2 separate regions of the Mus musculus genome follow, and region 2 is linked to region 1. A link is a loop called in an ENCODE intact Hi-C map of the cell type or tissue named here. Cell type or tissue: left cerebral cortex. All regions are shown on one strand.

Evidence for each region. A loop is a pair of places that touch in the nucleus more often than their neighbours do. Peaks named below come from ENCODE experiments on the same cell type or tissue, not always from the same donor. Only the 100,000 strongest peaks of a DNase experiment are listed, where the experiment ranks them.
Region 2: a loop joins it to region 1, with 3 times the contacts of the local background. A loop is called at or near these places in 14 of 42 quality-filtered maps.

Annotation. Positions count from the first base shown.
Region 1 is chr10:75,056,368-75,064,367 of GRCm38, reverse strand. Bcr (BCR activator of RhoGEF and GTPase) reads right to left here and starts at 3,472. Exons shown (of 23, transcript NM_001081412.2): 1 at 2,058-3,472. The coding sequence starts at 3,342. In left cerebral cortex, a CTCF peak has its summit at 4,830; DNase peaks (open chromatin) are centred at 4,437, 4,830, 5,106, 7,884 and 6 more places; H3K4me3 peaks cover 4,700 bases; H3K27ac peaks cover 1,839 bases.
Region 2 is chr10:75,107,960-75,115,959 of GRCm38, reverse strand. The region is part of intron 1 of Bcr (BCR activator of RhoGEF and GTPase); the gene reads right to left. Among named protein-coding and RNA genes, the nearest start is that of Bcr, 51 kb to the right of the region's middle. In left cerebral cortex, no CTCF peak of the experiment used is centred here; DNase peaks (open chromatin) are centred at 3,385 and 3,995; H3K27ac peaks cover 696 bases.

The sequences.
Region 1 (8,000 bases):
GGCAGGGGTAGGGCACGCCTTTAATCCCAGCACTTGGGAGGCAGAGGCAGGTGGATTTCTGAGCTCGAGGCCAGCCCGGTCTACAGAGTGAGTTCTGGGACAGCCAGGGCTACACAGAGAAACCCTGTCTCGAAAAACCAAAAAAGAAAAAAATATAATAAAAGAAATGACCTTGCACGCCATTGGTTGGGAAGCTAACCTGTCTCCCTCTCAGGGCCCACCTCCTTCTCATCCTGCTTTTACCTACTCAGACTTGCACTACGTTTGATTATGTGGCTGGCAGCATGGTCATTTCTACGGTAGGTATAGGAAAGGCTAGGCCCCACTTTCTGGAAACTTAGAACTCCCTACCGGCAAGAGAATATCAGACTGGTCTCCGTGGAAGCCTCTCCGTGCTCTTTATGAGAAATGCCCCCAATCACTAGAGCACCAAAAGCCAGCTCAGATGAGTTCACCTCAAAAACAGCTGGCTGGATGTGGCTGGTGCCCAGTAATCACTGGGCAGTCCTCCAGACCTGAGAGGAGCTGGCTGCTGTGCCTCCAGAGCAAATGTCTGACTCTCACAGCTCCTCATCCCTTCCTCCGAGACAAGGAACGCAGCTGGCCCAGGGTAGAGGCAGGTAGGTCCAGCTACACACAGCATCAACCCAGATGGAAGGAAGATCAGCAGCGGGAGGCTGCTGAACAGGACAGGGTGCTGGGCACAGAAAGGCAGCTTAATAGCGCCAAAAATAGCCTCGCTTTTTATCAAGAGGATTCTGACAAATGAAGCACGTGCAACTCCATCAGCAAGAGGGGGGGAAAAATCAGTGAAGCAAAAGACCAGATCAGCTCAAATCAACAGAGGCAAAGACGCCAAGAGATTCCTGACAGCTGTACACCCCCAAGTCCTATGCCTGCCGGCACCCCTCCCACCTCACTCCGATTGAAAATTCAGCCTGGACCTTGAACCCATAACCTCTTCCCATTACCCCACACACCCAACGGTGGCTGTGTGCAGCCGAGAAGTTATGGTTTATCTTAGCGCTAGAGTCAGACCATAGATTAGGAGACTCAAACAAGAACCTGTTGAATAAACTGGTCAGTGGTGGCACACTTTAATCCCAGCACTTGGGAGGCAGAGGCAGGTGGATTTCTGTGTTAGAGGCCAGCCTGGTCTACAAAGTGAGTTCCAGGACAGCCAGGGCTACACACACACACACACAAAAACCCGTCTTGGAAAAAAATAAAAAATAGAAAAAGAACCTGTTGAAAGCTCACCCTTGAGAAAATGAAGTGGGGCAAGAGCACGCTGGAAGACCAGAAAAGAAGGTGGGGTCTGGAGACCTAACTCAGAGGTGTAAGAATGCCTTGAACTGGCACAGCACTGGGTTTGAAAAAGAACGACAGACAAAATTCAGTGGCAGTTGATGGAGGAGTCTACAGGTGAGTAATGATGGGTAAGACCTGTCCAAGCCAAATCAGTCAGGATGGTGTGGGATTACCTCACGTAAGATCTTCAACCTCTTGCTTTTCAGTAGCCCACTGAGTCACAACTTCTGCTTCCTTTCCTCACCTGCTCACTGGCTGACAAGTGAATCTGACACATCTAAGCCCTCAGGCAGCTTGCACATCTTGGGTTCCCCCAACGTGTCATATTACCACTCCAAGACCAGAACAACCAGGTGGCGGGTTGTGGAGAGCCTGCACAGATCACCTTCTCCCCCTCACACACCCCCCCCCCGCGCCCCACTCAAGGAGTTAATCCAGGTGGCAGAGATGACCGACTTTGTGGTCCAGCTTGGAGAGGGCACGTGGCCATCTCTTTCCCAATACTTCCGCAAAACCCACCTTGCTCTAGATCTAGACCCAAGAGAGCACACCACCAGCCATTCCCTTCTATTCCCCCACCCCCATCCATTCCCCTTCAGGAAGAAGGGGGTGGAGTCAGTTCAGGCGCAGGGCCAAAGAGGCACAAAAGCACTTGAAAATCACTCCAAAAAGTACCCATTTTCTCCCATGCCAATCTACTTCAAGAGTCCAGAACAGGTCCAAGTATGCCCACACAAGGCACTCACCTGCTTCCCCTTGAAAGGTGCTGTCCCCATCACTGGGCCAGATCTGCCCAGTCTTGCGGACACCCACGATGGTAGCCTCAGACACCACAACCTGGCACTGCCGGTGCCGCTTCTGGCACTGTGGCGTCGGGGGGCTGCTGCTGTCAAAGGACTGCTGCGAATTCTGCGAGGGTGAGCGGCTCTTGTCCCGGAACATGCGGTAGGTGGTGGGGCTTGGTGACACGCGGCTGGACTGGCCAGAGGAAAAGTCCTCCTCGCTGGAGGTGAGGTTCTCGTTGGAGCTGCAGTCCGGCGTGTAGCCACCTCCGCTGTCCTCGAAACTCCGAGGCGAGTAGGACCTGCGAGGCCAGGTTAGGCGTTTCTCCTGCTCTGAAGTGCTCTGGCTTCGCAGGAGAGGGCTCTTGCCCTCCCCTTCCACCATCATGCCTCCGACATAGATGCTCTGGTAGGGTTGGTACTCCAGGGGCGGCCAAGGGGGCCTGTTGCCGCCGTTGGCATTTATTAGGTTGTCCTTCAGGAAGCGGGGATTCAACTCTGCATCCTCATAGTCACCGTCAAGGCCGCAACTGCTTTCCGAGGAGCGCCCACGGTAATGGGGTCTGGGTGCTTCCCCCAGGCCCTGCCCGGCGCTCTGCTGGGACTTCTTGCGCTCCATTTGCATGGCCTGGCTGCCCAGGGAACTGATTCGGTCGGACACCTCTTTGTCGTTGACCTTCACCAGGCCGCGCTCGTGGTGGAACTCGACGTTCACGTAGAAGGGCTTCTCGGCGTCGGCAGAGCCGGGCTGGGCAGGTCCCTTGCGGATCTTCTCGAAGTTGGATCTGAGCGCCGCCACGCTGGTGGGGGGCCCTCGGTCGTCCCGGTCCGCCGATGCAGCAGCCGCTGGCCTGCGGGCGGACGCTGACCGCCCCTTACTCGGTGACCCCTCTCCGTCCGGCCGCGCCTCGGACTCCTCGACGGGCGCCGGGTCTGCGCCGTCGGCGGGCGCGGGCGGCGGGCGCGGGGCGGACGCTCGGGGCTCGGCGGCGCCGTCGGGGGGCTGCGCTGCACGGCGGAAGCCCCAGCGCTGCCGATCGTAGCTCTTCTTCTCCTTGGCCAGCAGCGTCTGCAGGTAGATCATGCGGAAGCGCTCCTGGTTCACCTCCTGCTCCAAGCGCCTAATGGAGGCCTTGCAGCGCTCCAGCTCCTGCTCGATGTCACCCACCGAGCGCAGCTCCATGCGCGGCGGCTCCGAGTCCGGGAACTGCGCCCTCCACGCCTCGGCGAAGCCCACCGAGTCCACCATGGCGCGGCCGGCTCACCTGCGCCGCCGAGCTGCGCGCCCGGAGTCCGGCTCAGCGGCGGCGCGGCGTTCTCACCGGGCCCGGGCTGGGGAGCCCGGTGGCTCCCATGGCCCCGCGGATGCGGCGGCGAACAATGCCCGCCCCCGGGGGCCGCAGGTGAGGTGGGAGGCTCGGCGGCGGCGGCTGGGGGTGGGGGGCGCGCGCGGGCGGGGGGAAGGGCGCGGGGTTGCGCACGCCGCTATTGTGTGCGGGGCTCCGCAGCGCGCGCGGCGGCGGCGGGAGCCGTCCTCCGCAGAGCAGGCCCACCGCCGGCCCACGGCCGCAGCCCCGCGGGCTCCTCGCCTCCGGTTCCCGCGCCGCCCCGCCCCGCTCCGCAGCTTTCCGGGCAGGCGCTCCGCTCGACACGGCCAGCTCTCGCCGCACTCCCGCCCCGGCCCGCACTCAGCGCTGCAGGAAGGGGAGGACCGGGGGGCGGTGGCCGCGGAGCGGCTGACGGGGCTGGGCGCGCCTCTTAAAGGGGCCGCGCCGCGGGAAGAGCGTTGGGTCCTTAAATCGGACCCGGGACGGCTGCTAACCGGTCTGATCCCCTTCTGTACACAGAGGCGCCCCAGACCGGGTGATTCGAAGCGATCCTTTCACCACGGAGACTCTCATGCCTGTTTCCTCTTTTCTGCATCCACCAACCTCGGTGCTGACCGCACCAATGAACACCCAGCAGGGCCCAAACTATTGAGAAATCAACCGGGGCAGGTCAACGGTGCAAGCCAACAGCCCGGGTGCTAGCCAGTGAACCTCTGGTGCTGGAGGTGGGTGATGAAGCTTCACAATGGCCACTCAGTTGTCACCGGACTCCTTACACTGAATGATAACTTAGGAATGTCTCCCCATCTGTTCGGTCAACGTATCTCCCTTCCTGAGTAATGACTTTTGACCTCTGGAGGCCAATGTAGTATTTTCGGGGTCTTTTTCTTTCTGTGAAAGGATCGCACACCTCCTTCTCAGCAACAGAGCTGGTGGAAGACAGGAAATCTTTAATGGCTCCCAACGAAGCTTAGGGATCTGAGGCACTTAGCAGAGATGCTCTCTGCAGGAACTCTCCAGAATACAAAATGAAACCCAGGCCAGCCTGCTGGGTGAGGTGAAAGGCAATAGGATTTGGCAGCTGAAGAACAGCTTCAATTTTGACCACTTCTCCCATCTCCGTGCCTCAGTTTCCCCGAGCTCTGAGATAAAACCAGAACACCTGCTTCCACAACTGTTATTTCCTTGGTTATAAACTGTTATCATGCTTTTCTAGAGAATTAGAGCCCAGCGCCAGCAGCCAGATCAGCAGGGCCTCCCTGACTTAGGCCGGGATTCTCTTTCCGGCCCTGGAACTCGCTTCCATCCAGCCTGTTGTCTGCACCTAGTAGGGTTCAGTTTGTGTTAACGTTGGTAGGGCTGGCGAGTCTTTGGAGCCCCGCTCAGGAACTCTGTGAGCGCTGTGCAGCTCGCTGCTGCCCTCTGTAGACATTTTTAATCTCTTGTTCCTTCCTTCCCCGCCTACCTCTTGCCCAGCAGGCAGTAAACAACGCAATTGCAGAGAAGAAATAGTTTTGCTGGTGACTTGACTTCTGAGCTTTGAAACAAAAACAAAGAGAGAGAGAGAGAGAGAGAGAGAGAGAGAGAGAGAGAGAGAGAGAGAGAGAGAGAGAGAGAGAGAGAGAGAGAGAGAGAGAGCAGGCATCCCAGAAGCACAACAGTGAAGTACTTCCTTGGTAGAATGAGCAAGTTAAAAAGCCTGATCCTCGCTGGGGGCGTGGCTCAATGGTAGAGGTCTTATTTGGTAAGACATGGATTAATCCCTAACAGTACATAAAAAGGAGAAAGACACAGACAGATAACACACACACGGGGAGGGGGGGGTGGCGGAGGGGACTGGGGCAGAGAGACACAGAGACAGGAGAGAGACAGAAGAGAGATGGAGACAGAGCACAGAGACAAACAGGGACAGTGACACACAGATACAGGGAGGAAAGAGACAGAGGAGAGAGAGAGGGAGGGGAGAGAGAACGGAGAGAAAAAAAAGCCAAAGCCGTGACCTCACAGGGTCACAATCAATACTAGCTGCCGCCCATAATGATCTGATGGGCTCATTCAATAAGTGAGCCAGGCAGGCGAGACGAGAAGAGCTCAGGCCTCTGGAACCCTATTTCCTGGCCATCTGAAAAAAGGAGACTCTTCCAAAGACTACATTCTTCTTCTTCTCCCCCCCCCCCCCTGTTGACTGGGTCCTTAAGTTCCCAGTAGGCTTGGTAGGGCCCATATAACCATTAATGTGTGGAACAGCAATTAGTACTTTGGTGGGAGAGGGTGCTGCCATTCATCCATATGATAATTTGTGCAGAGTTTTTGGTGTGTGAGGTGCTGGGAGTTGGAACCCCGGGACCTGTTAACACGCTCAGCATCCGCTTTGCCACTGAACCACACTCCTCCCTCTCCCTCTCCTGTAAATATTTTCCATGTACTCAACCGTTCATTTATTTTGAGATGAGGGCCCATACTTCTGGACTCAAGTGATCCACTTCTGGCTGCGGCCTCCTGAGCAGCTGGGACTATGTTTATGCGCCCGCATGCTAGCTTTTAATATTTTATAAATAAATAAATTTGCTTTTAAAACTCAGAAGCTGTCCGTTGGGTTTTGCAGGCTCTGTTCTCTTGACATAGCAAAGTGCTCGTTGAGTACAAGGGCACAGCCAGATAGTGGTCCCCCCCCCCCCCCCCCGTCAGACAGCCAAGGAAAGCCTTTCATCCTCAGGACCACCCTGGCTAACACTAAGCTTCTGGTTCTTTTCTGCACAGAGCCTCTCTCCTCTCCCTTCCTCTCCTTTCCTATAGCGCGTTCTCATCATCTGTCCTTCACTAGCAGGACAGGGTAAGGAGAGGCGTAAGGATCATCCATACTACAGTCTATCTCATCCTTCCAGAGTTTGTTTCTGCTAGGTCTTAACTTTGCAAGCTTTCAGATTATTTGTCAGCAAGTAGTGGACAAATTGGGATATATGTATGGCCCAGAAGAAGCACAGCCAGCAGAGATGTGTGTGTGTGTAAGAGAGAGAGAGAGAGAGAGAGAGAGAGAGAGAGAGAGAGCGAGCACAAAAGACAAACAGACTGAAAGAGAAGGCAGGCAGAGCTGGGTCAGCAGAGAATAAGGCAAAAGTTGGGGAAGGGCTAGCCTGGACAAGGTGACAGTGGGCTAGGGCCACAGCTAGGGCAGTGGGCTAGGGCTATAGCAGATGAGATAGAGAACAAGAAAGAGGCTTCAGAAAGTAGCTATTTGAGGAACAGCTAAATTAGGAGATGAGGTCGGTGTGGGGAGCAGGAGGTAAGATCATAGGTAGGCTTCTATATCCCTAAGAGACTTAGGCTTCATTTTAAAGGCAAGTCAAGTCACCAAATGGGCCTTATGCATGGTCCAGAACTTCCCGCCACAGTCAACGTTTTAAAATCTGTGTACCTTCTCCATGTGGATCCCAGGCACTAAAACGTTGGCTTCAATGGATCAAAGAGCAGAATGTCGAATTGAACTTCAATGGATTTGTACTGAAGTGCTCCCGGCAGCTGCTAGGTCAGCGGTCCACACAGTAAGCAGAAAGAGACCTGCCTGATATGTTTGGGTGGGAGAGTTAGATGACATAGCAGTAAGAACCGGTCTGTGGCAGCTGTCTATGGAGAGAGAAGCTGCTGACTTAGACTAGGTTGGAAGTAAGGTGACTGGGAGAGCGTGATAGTTTGCAAGTCCATTTTAGGAGTGGAGCCCATAGGACTTGTAAGATGGGTTGGGTGTGGGAAATTAGGGAGAACGATCAGTCATGGGGGTCTGACTGCAAGGAGAGGCAGAGAATCCTATGTGAGATTTCAGGTACCCAGTGCTCATCTTTGGTTCCAAACAAGTATGCATCACCATGCTTGGTTTATTTGGTGCTGGGAATTAAACCTAGGCAGGCAGACAGACTGAGTCCAATAGTAGAGGGCTTACTAGCATATGCAAGGCCCTAGGGAGGTGGCTCTCAACCCGTGGGTAACTATGAAAATACATCCTGCATATCCGATGTTTTGCATTATGAGATTGATAACAGCGGCAAAATTACAGGTACGAAGTAGCAGTGAAAATAATTTTATCACCAGAACATGAGGAACTGTATTCAAGGCATTAGGAAAGACAGGAACCACTGCCCTAAAGTGAACGTCCGGTACAGTGAAGAAAAAAAATAAAACTTTATTTCTCCTACTCTACCCAATCATCCTCCCTATCTCCACCCCTGCGGGAGGCCGGAGAGGACTCTCTCTCTTTTAAGCGGGATGTGGCTGTGTTACCCATCTGTTATCTGTCATGTGATCCGTTGTCTTCAGGGGAGATAGAAGCAACAACAGCACCAATTCTCTCTGCTCTGTTTGCTCACGCTGTGCTGAACAGTGCATGGCTGGTGGACTTCCCACAAGCTTACAAATCCCTCGTCTATAGTAGGCAGCAGGGATCTCGGTAGGGTAGCCTTGCCAAGTAGGCAGTGGGCCTTCTTTGGAGCTGCTGGCCTGGGTTCCCAATGACTGAGCAGGACTCTCATTAGAAGCAGCTCCACCCACCTTTTGCAGGATCAATTATTCATGAAGCTTCTGAAGC
Region 2 (8,000 bases), 52 kb before region 1:
CAGAGAAATTACTGGTGATTTAAGTCTCCCAGAGGGCAGTACCTCTATTAAAGTCTGGCTAGACTAAGACTGAAAAACCCTGGTACACACACAGGTCTTTATTCTGAGTGTCTCTCAGTGCCCCCTTTGCACCTTGTGTCACACACAGGTCTTTATTCTGAGTGTCTCTCAGTGCGTCTGAGAACATGCAGACGTGAATGTTACTCTTCTTCCTCGAGGGGAGGGCTCTTCGTGGGCATCACTTCCACAAGCTTCGTACCCAGGATTCCGCCTTGAGGGTCAGGCAGAAACGCTGTCAAGGCTTAGAGATGCAGGTGAAATGGGAGCCTGGTTTCTGCTTCTTTCTATCCTCATCCTTGCTACGAAATCAAGAGCATTAAGGACAAAGTGTGAACAGAGATCTGGGCTGAGTTGTAGACCCTGTCTAACTGGTCCCTACTAGTGCTTTCCAGTGCACACCGCGGCCTGAGCAGCCTGGGCCCCTGGGTGTTCCATAGCACTTGGCTCATAGCAACCTCATGTGACGGGCCTATGAGTCATCTTCATGACCCCCTCCTCTCCAGGGGAGGCTTAAGCTGAGTCTTGCTCTTGCCCGGGCCAGGGAAGTCTCCAGAGTCCCTTCTCTCACTCTATAGGGTTTTCCTACTCAACACTCACATGCAGATTATGGATCTTCTTTCAGTTTTTCATATTTGCTCAAGAAAGGGGACTATTCTGGTCCCTCTGTGGGCTGATGACCATTTAAAATGCAGGGCCCATTCGTAGAACACACCTCTAGACCACTTACACCGTACCATATTACAGTATCCAGATCTAAACTGATAAGCAAACAACTACACATCCACAGGACCACTGAGAACCCATCAGTGGCTTAGACAGTGAAGACATCAGGACAGCTAAACTCACACAGTTCGATGTGAACCAAACACATGGCCGACAGTGGGGGGTCGGGGGTGCCCGATATACAGGAGATTTAAAGACACGAATAAATTAATATAAATAAACTGTAGTCTCTGGAGAATCCCAGGAGTGCCGGGGTCTCTGTGAAACTGTCAGAAGAAAAGAATGCACAGGACTAGAGATATAGCTCGGTTGGTTGGTAGAATGCTTGCTTAGCACGCATGGAACTCTGGGTTTGATCTCCAACACTGCGTAGGTGGGACACGCCTGTGATTCCGTGGAGGTGGAGGCAGGGGGATCAGAAGTAAGTCATTCTCAACTACTCAAGTCCAAGGCCTGCTCTAGCTACAGGAGACCAAGGAGGGGAGGGGAAGCAGGGAAGGGAGGGAAGGAGAGACAGGGAGAGAAGGGGAGGGGAGGGGAAGATGGGGAGGGGAGGAAAAGACAGAGGAGGATATAGAAGGCAGGTGGCGGTCAGAGAGGAGAAGGGACGGGGGTAAGGGAGGGAAGGAAAAAAGAGGAGAGAGGAGGGGAGGGAGGGAGAAGGGAACAAGAGAGAGAGAGACAGTGAAGAAGATGGGAGGGGAAGGGAGAGGAGGGGAGGGAAGAGATGTTCAGACAAATGGCCACAACTGATACTCACTAGAGGACTTACACTAGGTCTCAGCTTTATCTGCAAGGTGAATAGGCTGAGCTCACTGGGAACGAGTCACAAAACCTCAAAGTGATGTTTTTTGGTTACTGAATACCAGGAAAGCTACCCATACCTTGTGTCCAGTCCCTCTGGCTGACCTATTCCTTTTCCTAAGAGCTCCCAGACCAATAGGTCTCAACCCTCCTAACGCTGTGACCACCCCCACCCCCACCCAACCATATAATTATTTTCATTGCTACTTCATAGCTGTCATTTTGCTCTTATGAACCATAATGTAAATATCTGATATTCAAGATCTCTGATATGAGATCCTGTGAATGGGTCATTCAACAACCCCCACCCCAATGGGTTCAGAACCAGTGCCCTAGAAGGTACACATGCTGAGATAGGTCAGGTCCCAGGGTGAGACCAGGAGGATGCACACCATGTACGTGTCCACTGAGCCTGGCAGTTACAAACAGGCCGCCGGCACTAGCTTTGTGTTTTAGGAAAGGAGGGAAATACAGTAATAAGACATACAAAGGCAGTGATGGTATCTTTTGTTTCCAAACAAGAACAGCCTGTTGTCACCAGGAGGACAAACAAGACAGGCTGCCTCTGCCAGGAAAAGGGCCAGTGGGTACAACACGGAGTCGCAGCCAGAGCCCTAAGTCTGCACAAGCTGCTCAGAAGCTCTCTGCAAGCAGTGAGCACCCAAGTGGGAGCTGGAGCCAGAGCAGGAGCTGGAGCCGGCACGGCCCTCAGCGGAGAGAGCTCCCAAAGGGTACCGCTTAGGGATGTTAAAGGCCCCAAGAGACAGGGGTGGGCGCACAGGAAGAAAGGTTTCCTGTGGGATCCTCATTGTTCACAAGCTCTCTTTTTAATTAAAATTTTTATTAAGCCTGGCAAGATGACTTCACGGGAAGGTACTTGCTTACCAAGCCCAACGAGTTTGATCTCTGGGACCCGTATGGTGGAAGGAAAAAACCGACTCCTGAAAGGTGCATCCTCACTTCTACATGATCACACTAGCATGTGTGCACATGGATGCACACGTGTGCACACACACACATGTACACACACACACGTATGCATACATACGTGTGCACACACGTGCACACAAATCTGAATAACATGTGGGCACTCTGAATATTTTTTAAAAAGTTTAAAAGTCTTTTATTAGGAATCTTTCTGGGCTGGAGAGATAGCTCAGTGGTTAAGAGCACTGGCTGCTCTTCCAGGGGTCCTGAGTTCAATTCTCCGCAACCACATGGGGTGGCTCACAAAACCACCTATTAGATATCTTTCTCACATTTTGATTCTCCACATAGATGGCAGGACTCACCTCCCTTTTTTGCCTCTAGCTGCTTTATTCGGTGGCATCCCATAGCTGCCCCATGCCTGTTCTGTTCTAGGTACTTCTACTAACGTCTACTGCCCGACTTAATACTCTTTGTAGGCTAGGCACAGACACCTGCATGCACATTAACTACAGAGCCCACCTCACTGTCAGTGTGAGAAACTCCTCAGGCCACAAATATATGAAGCTTTAGGGAGATAACATAATCCCTGGCCACAGACTCCCAGAAACTGCCTCCTAGCTACGCAGCATGCCAGGCCTTCCTTCCTACCAGCCTATAACCCAGCCCCACACCCAGGTGGGTATTTTTCCCCCCTTTCCTATGCAGTTGTTGAGAACAGAACACGCAGTGCTCTGGCAGGGAATGCATCCCTGGTGGAGCCTCTTGCAAACCTGACAAACCATGCCAGGTCCCACCCTCACTATGCCTGGCCATACTGTACCAGATGAGCTACCGTCTCTCCCCAAGGTCCTTTGTCAGCAGAGATTAGTCACGGAAACCCTAAAAGAGCTGTGCTGGATTGGTAGGAACAGCCAGGCATGGGATAGGTGCTATGGAAACAGTGGCTGCTCTTGTTCTAACATGGAAAAAAGAGGGTTTTCTTTCAGAGACAGCTTATCCACTTTACTGTCACATAGGTACACCTCCACACCTTTTTAAAAAATGCACCAGCAGAACGTGCTGGGCAGAACTAGGAGCCTTATGGACTCCTTCCCAACACACACACACACATACACACATACACACACACACACACACTACACACACACTACACACACTACACACACACACTACACACACACACACTACACACACACACACACACACTACACACACTACACACACACACAACACACACACACACACTACACACACTACATACTACACACACTACACACACACACACACACACACACACACACACACACACACACACACACACGTGCTGGGGTTGGCTGGCGCTGCTCTGCCCACCACCTAGGCTGACCATGTTCCCTTCTCTTTGCTGTGGGAAACAGCCAAGGAATTTAGCAGGAATGTGTGGTACATCCTTGCCTGGATCCCTGGACGCCATCTGGCAGTCTAATGGAACACGTGAACCTATGAATTCTGTCCCCACCTACTCCCATACTTAACATTCACTGTGGGTGGTGTGGGCTCCGACAAGACACAAAGGTTCTGGATCTTTACCTTGGCCCTTCTACTCTTCACTCCCTGGCTCCACTCTATGTGCCTGCTCCTCTGGCCAACTTCAAGGAGACTGAAGGTATTTGTCCTTGAGAGTCTCCAGCTTCCTAGCCTACGGTCCTGCTTTTAGACCACGGACCAGAGAGGGCATTCCGTTTCTGACTTCCTCATATACTCTGGAGTAGTGGAGTTACAATAGGCCCAGGGGGCTCACAAACTACAAACCGCTCCAATCAGCCAGTCTGGGAGGAAAAAAAAATGTAGGCACCAAAGGCAGGCCTGAATCACACAGTGTGAGTCTCAGCTTCAATGAGGTTAAAGGAAGTCAGGAAAGGTCATAGAAAGTTAGCGTGGCAGTGGCTGTTAGTGGTGGCGGTGTGGGCCTTTAAATCCAGTACTTGGGAGGTGGAGACAGGCAGATCTCTGTCAGTTCAGGGCCAGTCTGATCTACAGAGAGTTCCAGGATACCCAAGGCTACATAGTGAGACCCTGTCCCAGTAGATAGATAGATAGATAGATAGATAGATAGATAGATAGATAGATAGGCAGGCAGATGATAGATCGATAGATCGATAAAGTTAATGTGGAAGACAGAAATGAAAAACCTAGGTGGTCAGCCTCAGAATCCTGAGGAAATGATCTGCCTCAGGCAGTACCATCACACACAGAAAACAAGACATTTAAAAGTAGAAGCTAAGCAGGAAGCCGGCTCATCAAGTACAGACGCCTGCTGCCAAGTCTGAAGAACTAGGATTGATCCCTGATGCCCAGAGGGTGGGAGGAAAGAGAAAGATCTCTACATGCACCCTGCAGCACACGTGTGCTCTGCCCCCTGGAGTCAAATCAACGAGTATACTTTTCTCTAGAAAGCAGACGCTGACAGCTGGGTGTGGTGGCATATATACGCCTAGAACCCCAGCACTCTGGAGTATGAGGGCAGGAAGGACTACACAGCTAGGTACTGTTTCCAACACACATACACCAACACACCAAGTAGGAGCTAGAGCCGGGGACACACGTCTGTTATGGTAGGACTTGGGATGCTGAGGTAGGACAGTGGGCTGCTCCATGCCAACCTGGACTACCCAACAGACCCAGAAAGAAGTGGGGATGAGGGAGAGGCAAGCAGGCTTCAACTTTTGAGTTCCTGGTGAGAAACCATATCTGTGGTGGTCTGAATAGGTTTGGCCCCATAGACTCATATGTTCAAATGCTTGGCCCATGAGGAGAGGCACCATTAGAAGGTGTGGCTTTTTTTGGAGTAGGTGTAGCCCTGTTAGAAGAAGTGTGTCACCATGGAGGCAGGCTCTGAGGTCTAGTGTTCAAGTTCTCTGCCCTGGGTATCTCCTGGCTGCCTTCAGATCAAGATGTCTTGGGCATGTAGAAGTCTCCATCACCATGTCTGCCTGCACACCTCATGCTTCCTCTCATGATAATGGAATAAACTTCCAAACCTATAAGCCAACTCCAAGTAAATGCTTTCCTTTGTAAGAGTTGCTGTGGTCATAGTGCCTCTTCACAGAAGTAAAACTCTAAGACCATACCTTTCCCCATGAACCTAACATGACATACCCTTGAATAAAACTCATCCCCCCCCCCAAAAAAAACAAACAAAACCAAAACCAAATAAAGATGATGCTCTATCAATGACTTTTTATATTTTTCTACTTCTTATTGGCACCAGAGTAACCTACAACCACTGACAGGTGCAGACATGAAAATTAAAACCCAGGCATGCAGAAAGGCTGGTGTCTGCCAGCCAGAAGATCAAAGGGGATCCTGTAGTTGCCTGAACTCTCCTGAGTTCATCTTGCTACCGGTAAGTACTAGCAAAAACAGGGCATTTGTCTTCCTTCTCACATAGGTGGCGGGAGTGGCCCTATAAGCTACAGTGGTCTCATACCACTAGGTAATGCCTTTGCAGAGGAAGGACACTTGGTCTTCTTCACTGGCACAGTGGCAGTGGACTGTGAGGGTAGAACTTGCGCACTGTAACGGAGGGTGAAATTCCTGTGTTTCTAGTCAGAACACCTGAAAGGATGGGTCTCAAGAGGTGGAATGTATGGAAGTTTGTGGTGGAAGAGGGTCTGGAGAAAAAGATCTTTAAAGAATACATGTGAGCACGTAAGCTGGGCAGTGATGGTGGACCTGCTGCACTTGGGAGGCAGAGATAGGTAGGTCTCTGTGAGTTCGAGGCCAGTCTGGTCTATAGAGAGATTTCCAGGACAGCCAGGGCTACAAGGAAAAACCCTGTTTTGATCCCAACCCCCACCTCCAAAGTTTACATCTGAAGACTGGCCTCACCCACTCCCCAGCTGCACGAGTGTGGCATCACTAGAGTCAGCAAGGCACGGACTTCAGATTGACCACAGGGGGTTACATCGTAGAATGGATGCTGGAATCGCAGAGCCAGGAAAGGTGCCAGGATGTTCAGTATGTTTCTGCCTTGGCTGACTACCTATCCAAACACCTCTAATGGACCCAGGGCCCCATAATATTCATAATATTCAAAACGTCCGAGACACTATCCCAGATTACCTGCCAATAAAGTAGGCAACCAAAACAAACACCGAGAGAAAATGTCAAGTGTCAACACACAACCCAAATGCTGGGATTATCAAGAGTAAAACTCTAATGCAACCACTACAACCATCACCAAAGAGGAGCAAAGAAAGAGTCTTGAAACAAATGCAAAGAGGAGAGATAGGAGTTCTGAGCAGATAAATCAAAGCCCCCACAGGGCTAATGATATAGCTCGGTGGTAGAGCACTCGCCCACCCTGCACAGGGCAAGGGGTTTAATCCACAGCACCACAGGAGGGGGAACCCAAGGAGGCAAAGACAAAATTCCCTGAAACCAACAGTAAATGGAGCGACCCTGGGTATCACAGTTTGAATATGCTCAGCCCAGGGAGTGGCACTATTAGGAGGTGTGGCCTTGTTGGAACAGGTGTGTCACTGTGCCTGTGGGCTTTAAGACCCTCACCCTAGCTGCCTGGAAGCCAGTCTTCTCCTAGCAGCCTTCAGATGAAGATGTAGAACTCTCAGCTCCTCCAGTAACATGCCAGCCTGGATGCTGTCATGTGCCCACCTTGATGATACCAGACTGAATCTCTAAATCGGTAAGCCAGCTCCAAATAAGTATATTTTTTAAGAGCTGCCTTAGCCATGGTGTCTGTTCATAGCAGTAAAACCCTAACTCAGTCACTAGGTTCACTGAACTTAAAGATAAATCTAAAAACAAAACAAACAAACAAACAAAAGCCCTCAGAAATCTACAGGACTGCATCAAAAGTTCTAATTTTATACTTCAGGAGTCGCAGAGTGGAGAGAGGGTGGGAAAACAATGGAAGAAACAGTAGGTAAGCAAATCCCAAATGTGATGAAAGACATCAGTTTGCAAAGCCAAGGAACATAATAAACCCCAAAGAGGGTAAGCCAAGACACCGCGGACAGGACATAATTTTAGTCAATGTGCTGAAAATCACAGATTAAAAAAAAACTGTCTTGAAAACAACATGCTACATACAAGGTGACAGCAGTGGCTCATGCTTGAAATCCCAGCACGTGGGAGACAGAAACAAGAGTTCAAGGTCAGCCTGTGACACTATGATGAGTTTTAAATCATTCTGGGTCACAGAGAACCTGTCTCTCTTGGAGAAGGAAAAACAAACAGTTATCTAATAACTAGATTAATGGAGAAATCTCTAAACTGAAAAAAAAAAAAAACTAAACAACTCAACACAATTATTAAACACACTAATCTTTGGATCAAAGAGGTAGTCTCCAGGAAAACAAGAAAGTAGTTTCAACTGAGTAAAAAAATCAAAATATACTGCATCTCAATTTCTATGATGAGTTAAACACAGTGTTTTGAGGTAACTATGCATTTGCAGTTATCAAATGCTTATGTTAGAA